Regions from separate parts of the Homo sapiens genome. Here region 2 is linked to region 1. Evidence: chromatin loops called from intact Hi-C (ENCODE). Cell type or tissue: mammary epithelial cell. All regions are shown on one strand.

Region 1 (8,000 bases):
GTCCTGAAGAAACTTCTTGAAAAAGAACTAGCAAACTTTCCTATTTCAAAAATTGCTACAAAAAAACTATAATCAAGATACTATAGTATTGGCATAAAAACAGACATATAAATTAATGGAATAGAATTGAAAGTCTAGAAATAAGCCCATATATACATCTATGACCAGTTGATTTTGGACAAGGGTACAAAGATAATTCAATAGGGGAAAGAAAGAATAGAATAGTCTTTTCAACAAATGGTGCTGGGACAACTGGATGCCCACGTGTAAAATAGTAATGTTGATCTCTTCCTCATATCATATTCAAAAATTAAGTCAAAATGGATCAAAGACCTAAATGTAAGAGATAAACTATAAAACTCTTAGAGGAAAACCTAGCCATGAATGTTCATGACCTTAGATTAGACAACAGTTTTGTATGACACCAAAAGCACAAACAACAAAAGAAAAAAATACACTAGACACATCAAGATTAAAAAGTTTTTTTAGCTGGGCATAGTGGCATGCGCCTGTAGTCCCAGCTACTCAGAAGGCTAAGGTGGGAGGATTGCTTGAGGCCAGGAGAGTCCAGGGGTTTGAGGCTGCAGTGTGCTATGATTGTGCCTATGAATAGCCACTGCACTCCAGCCTGGGCAACATAGTGAGACCCATCTCTTTTAAAAAAAAAAAAACTCCTTTGTACATCAAAGGACACCATCAAGAAAGTGAAAAGACAACCCACAGAATGGGAGAAAATATTTGCAAATCATAAATCACTTTTATGATGAGGGATTTGTATCCAAATCAGTAAAGAACACTTTCAACTCAGAAATAAAAAGACAACCCAGTCAAAAAATAATCTGAATACACATTTTTCCACAGAAGATATAAAAGAGCAGATAAGCACATGAAAAGATGCTCAACATCATAGCCATCAAGGAAATACAAGTCAAGATGATAATGAAATACCACTTCACATCCACCAGGATGGCTATGATTGAAAAGGCACATAATAACAAGTGTTAGTGAGAATGTGGAGAAATCGGAACACTCATACACTGCTGGTGGGGATAAAAAAATGGTACACTCGATTTGTTTTCAAAACTAGCAGTTCCTCAGAAGGTAAAACATAGAATTACCATATGACCCAGCATTTCCACCTCTAGTATTAACTCCCCCGGGAATTAAAACATACGTGCACACGAAAACTTGTACACAAATGTTCATAGCAGCTTTATTGATAATAGCTAAAAAAACAAACAACTAAAGTGTCCATCAACTGATGAATGGTTACATGAAATGTGGTATCTGCATACCATGGAGTATTATTTGACAACAGAAAGAAATGAAAATGAAGTGCTGATATATTACAGCATGGACGAACCTTTAAAATGTTATGCTAAGTGAAAGAAGCCAGTCACAAAAGACCACACATTGTATGATTCCATTTATTTTTATTTTATTTATTTATTGATAGGGTCACGCTCTTTCACCTAGGCTGGAGTGCAGTGGCATGGTCATGGCTCACTGCAGCCTTGACCTCCTCCCAGACTCAAGCAATCCTCCCACCTCAGCGACCCTAGTAGCTGGGACTATAGGCACGCACCACCGTGCCCAGCTAATTTTTTCTGGGTATTTTTGGTAGAGATGGGGTTTTGCCATGTGGCCCAGGCTGGTCTCAAACCCCTGGCCTCAAGCTATCCTCCTGCCTCAGCCTTCCGAAGTGCTGGGATTACAGGTATGAGCCACTGCGCCCAGCTAGTTTGTAATCTCTAACTATAAAATCTGTAATAGTTTAGCCATTTGTCAGCTTTGTACTAGGAAATAATTATACTTGTCACTTTAAGTTTCAGAACCCAAGAACTAACCAATCTTGTTTTCATTAATGTCATCCTATAAATATTCTGTGAGTGTTTAAGCAGAGATAATATTTCACTTGTTCGACTGTCTCTGTGTAGCAACTCCACTTACTAGATTTTTGACCTTGAACTAATGACATAACACAGTCATGCCTCAGTTTCCCTATCTATAATATGAAGATAATAATACTCTCTACCCCATACAGTTGTTATAAGCAGCAACCAATTAAGCAAATATATAAAAATTGCTTTGAACTCTTATGGGACATATAGCAAATTACCATCACCACTTAACATCAATCATTATAGAAAAAACTAAAATTGCCTTTAATAGAGTGGATCAAAACATAATATGAATATATTTCTTCCACATCCATGAGGATGCAACAGAATATATTAATTTTAGTTTTACAGAAACATTACTGTTTTCTCATACTACATGTGAAATTATATACCCAGCATAATACTGAAAAAAAAAATCCAAAGAGTTTTCCCCTGCTTAGTTTGACTCTATGCAGATGTAAAGTTAGAGGCTATTTATCAAAGACAGAAATTTCAGCACAAGCATACAGGACACCTTTAAATTGATTAAGTAATTTAGTTAGTATTTCCAGACAGAATCTACTTATTTTCATTCTAATAAAACTAATTAAGGTATTTGACTGCCACTGGAAAATGTCAATTACAACCTATTTGAAATAATGAGGTCTTGAGGGCACCAAAAAACCAAAATAATTTATCCGATAATACTCTGAAAAACTTCTCTCATGAATAAAGGATGACACTCATTGAACTATTCACTATCAAGGACTATTGTCAAGTTTATAGAGACTGAGGTGAATCAAAATGTTTTCTTACTGTATTTTTTGTGTATATGTTTCTGTATTATGTGAAACTTAGCATGATTAGCTAAGTTTAAAATATTCCTGTATTTTATTCCATAACCTAGGAAGGCATACAATTCAGTAAAATATTCACTCTAATTTATTCTGAGAAAAAGCTCTCCCTAATTTAGATACAGGCTTACCACCACTTGCCTTTCCCATACTTTTTATAATTTATGTATTGACCGTTTATACACAGGGATAGTGGGGACCTTCTTGGCATCTCGAAACCTGATGGCAGTTTCCAGGACAATAATAATTTATAAAATGTTATGACTTATACACAGTTTCATATTTACCATCCCATTTGGTCCTCACAATTCTACAGAGGAGGCATGGCATTATCACCAGGGCTTCAATGCAGAAGTCTGCAGGTTGTATGCAAACAACTCCAGGAGGTGCTATTTAAATTGTAGTAGCTATAAATGTTTATACTTGTTATTACCATTTCCCAGCAGATGGCAGTATGATGGCTTCAAGAAGGAGACCTGATTTTTGTTTTGTTTTGTTTTTTCCATAGTTCCAACAAAGGCATGGCAGAGACAAATGGTGGGGCTAATTTATTACCTTCCCCTTTTGAATGAGCCTCAGAGAAGCAAAACAATTCACTCAACATTCCTGATAATTAAGGCAGAGGTGAGGACTAAGATCTGATTTTTTTTTATCTTGCCCAAATTCCTATCTAAGGGGTCTGGGGAGTTCATGCCCTACAAACCATAAATTCTCATCGGATGCGTTTTATTTAACCCTGTATATCAAGAGTTACTTTCCAATCTGATACTGGCAAAGAAAGAAAACCAAAATATATTTCCTTGCCATACCTTGAAATTGCCCTGCAAAGTCTCTTGTGGGAAAAATCCACATTCTGTAGAGAATCCCCTTTCCCCGCTTTGTTTTCCTTCCTTCCTTTCCAGATCCAGGAGATAATCAGCTAAGAGCCAGGCACCCTTCTAAGTGCAATAAGAAACATTTTACAACCTGCTCTCTCTGAAGTCAGCTATCTGAGAGCTTCCTCTGCACAATAAAACTTGGTCTCCACAATCCTTTATCTTAACCTGAACATTTTCTTTCCATTGATCCCACGCCTTCAGACAAACTCAACCAATTGTCAACCAGAAAATGTTTAAATTTACCTATAGCCTGGAAGCCCCCGCTGTGAGCTGTCCCACCTTTCTGAACCAAACCAATGTATTTCTTTCTTTTTTCTTTTTTTTGAGACAGAGTCTTGATCTGTCGCAGGCTGGAGTGCAGTGGCGCGATCTCGGCTCACTGCAACCTCCGCCTCCTGGGTTCAAGTGATTCTCCTGCCTCAGCCTCCCAAGTAGCTGGGACTACAGGCATGCATCACCATGCCCAGCTAATTTTTGTATTTTTTTTAGTAGAGATGGGGTTTCACCATGTTGGCCAGGATGGTCTCAATCTCTTGACTTCATGATCCACCCACCTTGGCCTCCCAAAGTGTTGGGATTACAGGCGTGAGCCACCGCACCCGGCCCAATGTATTTCTTAAATGTATTTAATTGATGTCTCATGCCTCCCTAAAATATATAAAACCAAGCTGTACCCCGACCACCTTGGGCATATGTTCTCAGGACCTCCTGAGGGCTATGTCACAGGCCATGGTCACTCATACTTGGCTCAGAATAAATCTCTTAAAATATTTTACAGAGTTTGACTTGCTTCGTCGACAGAGGCATTTTTTTTTCCTGGAACCAGGTTAAATAAATACCTATGGATGGGAAAACATAAATCATGGGCATACATTGAGCCTTGTAGGAGAAGAAAAGGCCGAAAGGGTATATGGACTAGGTATACTGTTTTCAAAGGAGTTCTTTAAAAACAAATTAATGTATTTATTTTAACTGACAAAAATTGTACATATTTATCATGTACAACATGATGTTTTGAAATATGTAGGCAAAGTGGAAATTGAGCTAATTATGACATGCATGACCTGACATACTTATCATGTTTGTGGTGATGTAACTGAGCCTATATTATCAAAATCATTAAACGTTTGTTTTTTACTTATTTTCCTTTCTCTTTGTCCTTTTCTTCCTCCATGCATGACTGCTTGCACGTAGTCATTCGGTAGACGGTAGTCACTAATAATTGATTAACTTTGCATCCTAACCCTGGCAGCCAGTAAGATTAATGAACTTGTTTTCCTTTCAAAGAACAATGATCCTTAGGTCATGCAGACCTCCTTGATGGCATCCAGAAGTCTGATTGAGCTGCGGGACACAAACAACTTTGATCATTGGGGGATTTCATTCTCCTGCACAGCTGCCTTACTCACAAAAACCCCCAGTTACGTTCAAAGGCAGGTAGGATTTGACCGATTGCCTCTCCCACAATGTCATTTTTGGAAAAATGAATACACCTTTCTCTGCTGCTAAGCACTGATGTGTCAGTATTTGGCTTACTGCCCATCCAACACGTGGACCTACATTTAGGGGTTCTACAACACTGAGAACACTTAAAATCTACTCTTTTATTTTCAATACAATACATTGTTATTAACTACAGTCACTGTGTTGTACTATAGATCTCTTGAACTTACTCCATCAAAGGGGTACTTGATCAGAAGGAAGAAAACCTGAACTGCTGCATATCACCTGGTTCAGGGAGTTACAGCCTTGCCTGTGCCCCTCTACACTGTCATGAGCTGTTAGCTAAGCACAGCTGTTGGATTAGAGGCACAAGGCGGCCTCTCCCATGCAGTGTTTTGGATCCAGGCCAGGAGAAATCCTAAGAGATAAAGGAACTATGAAAATACAAACTGTCAGGGATAGCATTAGGAGATATACCTAATGTAAATAACGAGTTAATGGGTGCAGCACACCAACATGGCACATGTATACATATGTAACAAACCTGCACATTGTGCACATGTACCCTAGAACTTAAAGTATAATAATAATAAAAAAAAATGAAAATACAAACTGTCACGTTCCAAGTATGTTGACACTGTAAGCTGAGGTGCGCAAAACTGACAGCCGCCCAACAGGACAGTGCTATTCCTACAACGCCTGCAACTGCAAAATCCAAAAAGCTCGAAATCAAGTTTTATCATAATTCACTTGATTATGATAAAACTCACTTGGCAGTATTCAGACAGTCCTAAACTCCCAGGGCAGCCAAACTGCACCTGACTGGTGTAAGGCCTTTAATGGTCCTCATCTTATTCTTAGTGTGAATACTCATGTTTCACTGCAGAAATGTTAATATTATTTGATCACCGGATGCTGCATCTGATCCCAGTGGAGATATCACAATCTATGTGGTATATGCTGCATATTACCTTTCTACAATCTGAAACCTGAATTTTTAAAACACACCTGGTCCCAAGCATTCCAGATAGCTATACTTAAAGTACATTTGATTGGTTCCTCTTCATAATTTCCAGAACAATGGTACTGACACATATATGCTTCAGGTGCACAGTACTCTCATTGATCAGACTTGCCATATTATTTTTAATCCTTATTAACATCAAAGCCAATTACAATAAATTCTAGGCAATGTATCCTGTAATGTTTTTGTAATGTGTTTATTTACATAAATTTAACCCAAAAAGATGTGTGGCTAAGGAAAAAACTGTATTGCAAAAAAATAGTTCATGAGAAGGTATACTTCTCATGAATATACTTGTTTGAATAAAATATATTCTTAGGAAAAGCTGACATGCTTTTTAAAAACGCTGATTACAAGAAGATAAATGGATATTCTACCTAAAAAAAAATTTACAGTTAGTGTTGTTAGTATGAGATTGGAAGCTGCAAAGCCCTTCCTGTGTTGAACCTGGTTTTCACAACTAAATCTGGAGCAAACTTTGGGATATAAGGACCTACCTGCGCCCCTCTACATCTTTGCAAACTGTCAACATCAGTTAAGGGTTGAAGAAAGATTTGAAGGGACACAGCTTTCTCAATAGACTGATGGAGGGTTTATCCAGCAAAGTTTTTCTCACCCTAACATTTTGCTAAATGAATATCCTTTTTCAGACCTTCTTGCACCATGAGACTTAACTGTTATTTTTCTATATTCCTACCAGTATCCACATCAGTCCCTTTTGGGGTGATTGGCCTTGAGCTAATAGCCCAAAAATAATAGTTAATAATAATTATCTAAATTATTATAAAGTGAGTGCCTAATAAATTAAAGGACCAATGGAGTTGAAATAATGATAACAGTTCATAATTAATGAGCATTTACTGTGCACTAGTCCCTGTTCTCAGCACTCTGCATATAACTCATAAACCTTCATGACACTCTAACGAGGAAGGTATTATGTATCCCATTCCATGGGAAAGTAAAGTGCTGTCCTCTAAGAATGACTGTCAACTAGTGGCTGACTCTCAGAGCATTTGAAATACATGGGGAGTTTCTGGTCATCACTTCAACTGAGGAAATGTAACCAGCATCTCATGAGTTGGGATCAGAGACGCTAAACCTTCTCAAGGAAGAAAACATTCTCTGGCAATGAGGAACCGCCTAAACCAAACGAAAACGACAGTCTATTGAGAACTCAGGAGAGCCAGTCTCCAGCTGAGTACTTACTTGTTTTCCACCATTCTTTTAATTGAACTTTTCATCTTTTTTAGACTTTTGTATTACCCAATTCAGATCACATTTAGAATTAAATCTGAGCACAGCTCTGAGCTTTCAGCCAATAGATGACCTGCTTGAAAATTGTTGTGCTGTTTCATGCATAGAAGCCTCTTTTCCTATTATCTTCTGCACTGCCACCAAAACAAAAGGAATAAACAAAAAGCCTGAACCCACTAACTTTTTATCTCAAAGCCACCAATATGAGAGTTAAACAAAACTCATAAAACTTCTATTTAATGGTATTCAATCTGGGGGGCACAAATTCTTATGAATACATCTGTCATGTAAAACTTTTTCACAAGGAAATATGTTTTCTGTTTCAATCAATCTAGTCATATTAGTGTAAACTGAGCAAAAAGACATAGAAAATAAACCTGTTAACAAATCAACATCATTGGCTCTCTGTTCTCTTACTTATTTCTGCTAATTTCACTTTTCCAGTCATCATTTCCGTGGAGGCAGATGACTGCCAGAGGCTTAACAGCCTCTAATTATCAGCTATACATGAAGAACCTTGGAGAGATAAGATTGAGATTGAAGATTAAGCCTCAAATTTAATCACTTAACAAGCTTGTTATACCAGATTTCTAGTTCAGTTTCTAGTTCAGTAGATCTACACGGAGCTCCACAATTTGTATAAATAAGCCCCCAGGTGATGGTAATG
Region 2 (8,000 bases), 250 kb after region 1:
AAATAAAGAAAGAAGGGCAAAACAAACAAACAAACAAACAAAAACTCACAAATAAAGTCAATAGGTTCCAGAAACATACAATCTGTATTGAAATCCCAGTCTTACTTCTTCAAACTTTATAAACCTTCATTTCCTGGTCTGTAAATCAAGTTCTGTAACTTAGGTTTCTGCCTCATACTGTTGCTAGGATCAGAACAGTGTTTGATACTGACTGGCCCGTGCTTAGAGTGCCCTCAGTGCTCACCAAGTTATTTTCACTTGGCACAGTGGAGCCGGCATCTCCACTCACTCTTTCCTGCTGTCTACCGTTGACTCCGTTCTCAGAGACTTTTCTGGGGCAGGATGATCTCCATTTGAGGGATGCCTAGGGACAGAGTACACAGGAGGTAGGACCATTGGAGAAACTCCCGGCTGAATATAGTAGGAAAGAATGCTCAGCAAGAGGCTGGTAATGGCTCCAAGGACATCTTGGCTCTTCCACATGAGAGTTTCTGTTCTCCCAGCTTCCATGTGCAAGCCACAGTAGTCAACTCCAGCTGATCTAAGATGAAAAAAAAAGTTAACTCAACAGATACTGGGTTTCTCAGAGAATTGTTTGGAAGCCTAGAGAACCACGCTCTCTAGCCAGCAGGTGCCAGAGAGGAAGTTTATTATCCCTATTTCTTCTGTCACTGGCTCCAAAGTCAAAAGAAAGACAAGAACGTTGCCAGACCTGGGTCACATGGCTGAGGCAACACAGGCTGGAAAAATCTAGTTTCTGGCAATCTCTGCCTACAACTAAGACTTTTTTTTTTTTTTTCTCAGACAGGGTCTCGCTCTGTGGCCCAGGCTAGAGTGCAGTGGTACAATCTTCACTCATTGCAGCCTCCACCACCCAGGCTCAGGTGATCCTCCCACCTCAGCCTCCTAAGTAGCTGGGTCTACAGGCACATGTCACCATGCCTGGCTAATTTTTGTATTTTTTGTAGAAATGGTTTTTTGCCATGTTGTCCAGGCTGGTCTCAAACTCCTGGGCTCAAGGTATCCACCCACTTCAGCATCCCAAAAGTTCTGGGATTACAGGCAAGAGCCACTTCCTTCCTCCTCCTTCTCTTCCTCCTTCTTCCCTCTCCTTCTTCTTCTCCTTCTCCTTCTACTCTTTCTCCTTTGTCTTCTTCCTTTTTTTGTTTGTAGAGACAGGGTTTCACTATGTTGCCCAGACTAGTCTTGAATTGCTGGGCTCAAGTGATTCTCTCACCTTGGTCTCCCAAGTGCTGGGATTACAGGTGTGAGCCACTGTGCCCAGCCTTTTATGTGAGATATCAAATGTAATTGTTTCGGTCATTTTTAATTTGGATTTTCTGTTACCGGCAACCAGAAGCATCCTAATCAATTTACTGAAGCTTAGTAAAATTGAGTAATTTGCAAGTACAAAGATTTGCATCTAGTACATCACACTACCTACCATTTCTTTCTTATATACAGAAAAGAAGCATTAACTCTTAGTGAAGAATGGTTAAAAATATAAGCTGTTACCTAGCCAGTGGAAGGTTCAAATTCCTAAGAAATGAATGCGCTCTATTAAGACAGGGTCTCACTCTGTTGCCCAGACTGGAGTGCAATAGTGTTATCATAGTTCACTGCAGCTAACCCTGGGGCTCAAGACATCCTCCTGCCTTAGCCTCCTGTGTAGCTGGGACCATAAGTGCACGCCACCACGCCTGTTTTGTGTGTGTGTGTGTGTGTGTGTGTGTGTGTTTTTGGTAGAGACAGAGTCTCACTATGTTGCCCAAGCTGGTCTCAAACTCCTGGGCTCAAGGGATACTCTTGCCTCGGCCTACCAAAGTGCTAGGATTACAGGTGTAAGCCCCTGCACCCAGCCAATGTGCAATTTTTTATTGGATTTTGAAGCAAAAAATAAAAAAAAGAAAAGCTATAAAGCAAATTGTTGGAACTAATGAGGAAATTAGAATGCAGACAATGTATTAGAAAATAGAATACCTTGTACAGTTATAAATTCTCTGTGTGAGATCAGTTTATTTGGCTATGTAGGATAATGCCCTTGCACTTAGCATCTAAAGTGAAATATTTTTATTTTAAAAGGCTAGAAAAAGGCTTTACAGCCACAAGGTTTTCTGACAGAAATGCTCTAAGAAGGGGAGGAGGGAAAGATTTCCTTCCTTCTTGGCAAATGGGAAACTCATTTTTGAAATCTACCCTTACAATAGATAAACGGATGGTGGAGGTGGGGGCGTGGAATTAAAGTAAACATGGCAAAAATTCAGTGATTGAATCTAGGAAAAATGGCATAAAGGTGTTCACTGCAGTATTCTTTCAATTATTCTAAAGGCTTGAATTTTTTTTCAAGATAAAAAATTGAGAAACAAAATACAGCATTCAAATACTTCAAAACATGAGTCTTACATAAATATCAGATAAACTGTCAAACGTGAATGTAGCTTAAAGGTTTATTTAACTCATCAATGAGGGGGACCAGCTGGATGGAAAAATTGGTTCTAAGGAGAATTTGAGGAACCACATATGTATCACCACTGGGGGAAAAACAGAACACCAGCATGTTTGCTAAATCAGATATAAGACTGGTTAAATTTAGCTTAAAATGAAAATGAAAACTGGGTGCAGTGGCTCACGCCTGTAATCCTAGCATTTTGTGGGGCCAAGGAGGGCAGATGCTGCAGCCCAGGAGTTCAAGACCTGCCTTGGCAACATGGTAAAACCACATCTCTACAAAAAATAACAAAAATTAGCCAAGCATGGTGGTGAGTGCCTGTAGTCCCAGCTACTCACTCAGGAGGCTGAGGTGGGAGAACTGCTTGAACCCAGGAGGTGGATGGAGGTTGCAGTGACCAGAAATCTCACCACTACACTCCTGCCTGTTTGACAGAGTGAGACCCTGCCAAAAAAAAAAAAAAAGAAAGGAAGAAAGAAAGAAAGAAAAAGAGAAAAGAAGAAGGAAGGAAAGGAAAGGAGAAAACTGTTACCTTTGGAGTTCCAATTGGACAGAAATCATTTACATCTTTAAAAAATATCATTACAAACTATCGGCTGGGCGAGGTGGCTGCTGCCTGTAATCCCAGCACTTTGGGAGGCAGAGGTGGGTGGATCACCTGACGTCAGGAATTTGAGACCAGCCTGACCAACATGTTGAAATCCCACCTCTACTAAAAGTACAAAAATTAGCCAGGCATGGTGGCAGGCACCTGTAATCCCAGCTATTCGGGAGGCTGAGGCAGGAGAATCACTTGAACCCGGTGGGTGGAGGTTGCAGTGAGCCGAGATCACACCACTGCACTCCAGTCTGGGCAACAGAGTGAGACTCTGTCTCACACACACACAAAAAACTATCAATCTGTTTAACATTTAACTTCATAGAGTCTGGGTCCTAATTGATTTGAGAGCAAAGACTCTCAAAGTGGTGCCCCGTGGTCCTTGGTGGGGAGGGCCCTATGCTTTCAAGAGGCCTCCAAGGTCAAATTAGTTTTATAATAATTATTATATTTAGCTTTTTAACTTCCATTCTCTCATGAGTGTAAAGTGGAATTTTCTAGAACCTACATAATATCACAACATATTGAATACAGAACTGATTAGATAATCTGTCTTCTAGTAGGTCAGATATTAACGAGATTTGCAAAAATGTAAAACAAGGGCATTCTACTCATATGTTTTATTTTTGGAAAATATAGTTATTTTTAAAATATATATTATTGGCCAGGCTCCGTGGCTCACACTTGTAATCCCAGCACTTTGGGAGGCTGAGGCGGGTGGATCACCTGAGATCAGGAATTCAAGACCAGCCTGGCCAACATGCTGAAACCCTGTCTCTACTAAAAATACAAAAATTAGCCAGATGTGGTGGCAGGCGCCTGTAATCCCAGCTACACAGGAGGCTGAGGCAAGAGAATCGCTTGAACCTGGGAGGAGGAGGTTGCAGTGAGCCAAGACGGCACCACTGCACTCCAGCCTGGGCGACAAGAGCAAGACTCCATCTCAATAAATAAATATATGTATATGTATATATATATATATGTATGTGTATATATATATATATATATATATATATATATATATATATATATATATATATATAGTTGAAGATTAACCGGAAGCAGTGGCTCACACCTGTAATCTCAGTATTTTGGGAGGCCAAGGCAGGCAGATCACTTGAGGCCAGGAGCTTGAGACCAGTCTGGGCAACATGGTGAAACCTTGTCTCTACAAAAAATACAAAAATTAGCCCAGTGTGTAATCCCAGCTACTTGGGAGGCTGAGGCAAGAGAATTGCTTGAACTTGGGAGGCAGAGGTTGCAGCGAGCCGAGATCACGCAACTGCACTCCAGCCTAGGTGACATATTTTTCTGTCTCAAAAATAATAATAAATAATAAATAAAAAATCTACTCTCCTGTTCATGGACATTTAGATTGCCCCCACTTTTTCTACAGTACAAACCATGACATCATAATTGTGTAGGAATACATAAAATATACAGCCATGTATATACATATATATACACACATACTGATATATATAGACATAGATAGATGATAGATGATAGATAGATAGATGATAGATAGATAGATAGATAGATAGATGATAGATAGATAGAAATATTGCATTATTTTTGTAGGGAAGAGTTTTTGACTCCAGTTTTCTATCCCAAATTGATTAGAAGATTTAAAATACACAAAAAAGGTGTCAGCGATTCGTGTTTGTAAAATCTCCAGCATTCCAGCCTTCCCGAAGGGGCTGGTGAGAGGAAAATAATGTCTTTGCCCCTACCACTTATCCCCAACCCCAGGCAGCCCAGACCACAGAATAATGCTGCCCTACCCCGCCCCAAGAAGCAAGGCAGGTTTAGTCCACAGCAGAGCTTTTTGGTTCAGTGACTCTCTACAGTGCTAGTACTGCCCTCTAGAGGGCAATTTGGAAATTTTTTGAAGTCTGTACCAACGATTTAGAGGGCTGGCGGGATTTGCATGTTTGCATGGGCCCGGCTGAGGCCAGCGACAGTAAACAATGTGTAGAACAGCCTCCAAAAGCAAAATTGTTCCCCAGCCCAGATAAACTTTTAGTGTCCCTCCACCCATTTATGAAGGTTAAAAACCTGTTTATAATTATCTGAGCTTAAACCTAACTTTTACTTCTTTTTTTTTTTTTTTTTTTTTTTTTTTGAGACGGAGTCTTGCTCTGTTGCCCAGGCAGGAGTGTAATGGCGCGATCTCGGCTCACTGCAACCTCCACCTCCCGGGTTCAAGCAATTCTCTGCCTCAGCTTCCCGAGGAGCTGGGACTACAGGCACCCGCCACCATGTCCGGCTAATTTTTATATTTTTAGTAGAGACGGGGTTTCACCATCTTGGCCAGGCTGGTCTTGAACTCCTGACCTCATGATCCACCCGCCTCGGCCTCCCAAAGTGCTGGGATTACAGGCATGAGCCACCGCGCCCGGCCTAACTTTTACATGTTAACAAAATATTTTTGCATAGTTTTACTAGACACTGAATTTTCCAGGAATTCAATCACTGTAGATTTGCAAATCTAGGAAATACTGTACTTTTCTTGGCTCAGGATTTTATTTACTCACCATTTTGGAAAATCATGTCTCTGAAGGAAAGCCTAATTTTGGTATTTTAGTCAGTGATACACCATAACTGTTTCTATATCCATCCCTTTTTCAGTATTTAACGGTGTTGACTAAAAGAGTCAAACTCTGTAAAACATTTTTTTTTTTTGAGAGGAGTCTTGCTCTGTCGCCCAGGCTGGAGTGCAGTGGCACGATCTCGGCTCACTGCAAACTCCGCCTCCCGGGTTCACGCCATTCTCCTGACTCAGCCTCCCGAGTAGCTGGGACTACAGGCGCCCACCACCGCACCCGGCTAATTTTTTGTATTTTTAGTAGAGACAGGGTTTTACCATGTTAGCCAGGATGGTCGCGATCTCCTGACCTCGTGATCCACCCGCCTCAGCCTCCCAAAGTGCTGGGATTACAGGCGTGAGCCACCATGCCTGGCCGGTAAAACATTTTAAGAGATTTATTCTGAGCCAAATACGAGTGACTATGGCCGGTGACGCAGCCTTCAGGAGGTCCTGAGAACATGTGCCCAAGGTGGTTGGGGCACAGCTTGGGTTTATACATTTTAGGGAGACATGAGACATCAATCAAATACATTTAAGAAATAACATTGGTTTGGTTCCAAAAGGCAGGACAAAAAGCGCGGGGGGGCTTCATAGGTAAATTTAAACATTTTCTGGTTGACAATTGGTTGAGTTTATCTGAAGGCCTGGGATCAATAGAAAGGAAATGTTCAGGTTAAGATAAAGGATTGTGGGTACCAAGTTTTATTGTGCAGAGGAAGATCTCAGATAGCAGACTTCAGAGAGAGCAGGTTGCAAAATGTTTCTTATCGGAACTAAAAGGGTGCTTGGCTCTTAGTTGATTATCTCCTGGATCTGGAAAGGAAGGAAGGACAAAAAAGGGGAAAAGGGGATTCTCTACGGAATGTGGATTTTTCCCACAAGAGATGGCTCTGCAGGGCCATTTCAAGATATGACAGAGAAACATGTTTTGAGGTAAAATATTTTTATTTTCTTCCTTGCCATGGCCAGAGTCAGATTGGAAAGTAAGTCTCAATATACAGGATTAAATAAAACCCATCTGATGAGAACTGATGATTTGTGGGGCATGACTCCCCAGACTCCTTACATAAGAATTTGGGGAAAAAAAAAAAATCAGAGCTTCGTCCTCAACATAGAGGCCCAAGCATCTCACTATTCATTATGCCTTCTGATGTTATCATATCCAAGTAATGCGACTGTTAACTACAGTCATCTCTCAGCATCAAACAGGGTGTTCCAGGGCCCCTAAGGATACCAAAAACTTGTAAATGCTCAAGTTCCTTATATAAAATGGTACAGTATTTGTATATGACTTACACACATCTTCCTCTGTCCTTTAAATCAAGCTTCTCCGGCCGGGCACGGTGGCTCACGCCTGTAATCCCAGCACTTTGGGAGGCCGAGGCGGTCGTATCACAAGGTCAGGAGATCGAGACCACGGTGAAACTCCGTCTCTACTAAAAATACAAAAAAAAATTAGCTGAGCGTGGTGGCAGGCGCCTGTAGTCCCAGCTACTGGGGAGGCTGAGGGAGGAGAATGGCGTGAACCCGGGAGGAGGAGCTTGCAGTGAGCCGAGATGGCGCCACTGCACTCCAGCCTGGGCGACAGAGCGAGACTCCGTCTCAAAAAAATAAATAAATACAAAGTAAAAAATAAAAAAAAATCAAGCTTGTTCAACCCGCGGCCCAAGACAGCTTTGAATGTGGCCCAACACAAATTCGTAAACTGTCTTAAAACATTATGAATTTTTTGCTATATATATGTATATTTAGCTTATCAGCTATCGTTAGTGTTAGTATATTTTATGTGTGACCCAAGACAATTATTTTTCTTCCAATGGGGCCCAGGGAAGCCGAAAGATTGGACACTCCTGCTTTAAATCATCTCTAGATTACTGATAACACCTAATTCAATGAAAATGCTATGTAAATAGTTGTTATGCTGTATTGTTTATTTGTATCATTTTTATTGTTCTATTGTTTTTTCAAATATTTTTCATCCACAGTTGATTGAATCCACATGGTGTGCCGACTGTATATATTATTTTTAATATAAATTATTTTACTTTTACCACTCCTGTGTGCTTCGACTGAAGCATTTTGTTGATTTTTGTATATTGTGTGTATAAGTAGTTGTATAGTGAAAAGTGTCTTACAACATATTTATTACTGAAACAAGGCACAATAAAAAGACAAGGTTTTGGCCAGGCATGGTGGCTCACGCCTGTAATCCCAACACTTTGGGAGGCCAAGGTGGGCAGATTGCCTGAGGTCAGGAATTTGAGACCAGCCTGGCCAACATGGTGAAACCCCGTCTCTACTAAAAACACAAAAATTAGCTGGGTGTGGTGGTGCACACCTGTAATCCCAGCTACTCAGTAGGC

Evidence for each region. A loop is a pair of places that touch in the nucleus more often than their neighbours do. Peaks named below come from ENCODE experiments on the same cell type or tissue, not always from the same donor. Only the 100,000 strongest peaks of a DNase experiment are listed, where the experiment ranks them.
Region 2: it touches region 1 in a loop (12-fold over the local background); 90 of 110 quality-filtered maps call a loop at or near these places.

Annotation. Positions count from the first base shown.
Region 1 is chr12:32,307,433-32,315,432 of GRCh38, reverse strand. The region is part of intron 4 of BICD1 (BICD cargo adaptor 1); the gene reads right to left. Among named protein-coding and RNA genes, the nearest start is that of FGD4, 88 kb to the left of the region's middle. In mammary epithelial cell, a CTCF peak has its summit at 3,159 (motif pointing right); no DNase peak of the experiment used is centred here; H3K27ac peaks cover 229 bases.
Region 2 is chr12:32,057,678-32,065,677 of GRCh38, reverse strand. No RefSeq gene overlaps it. Among named protein-coding and RNA genes, the nearest start is that of BICD1, 45 kb to the left of the region's middle. In mammary epithelial cell, a CTCF peak has its summit at 4,908 (motif pointing left); a DNase peak (open chromatin) is centred at 4,917.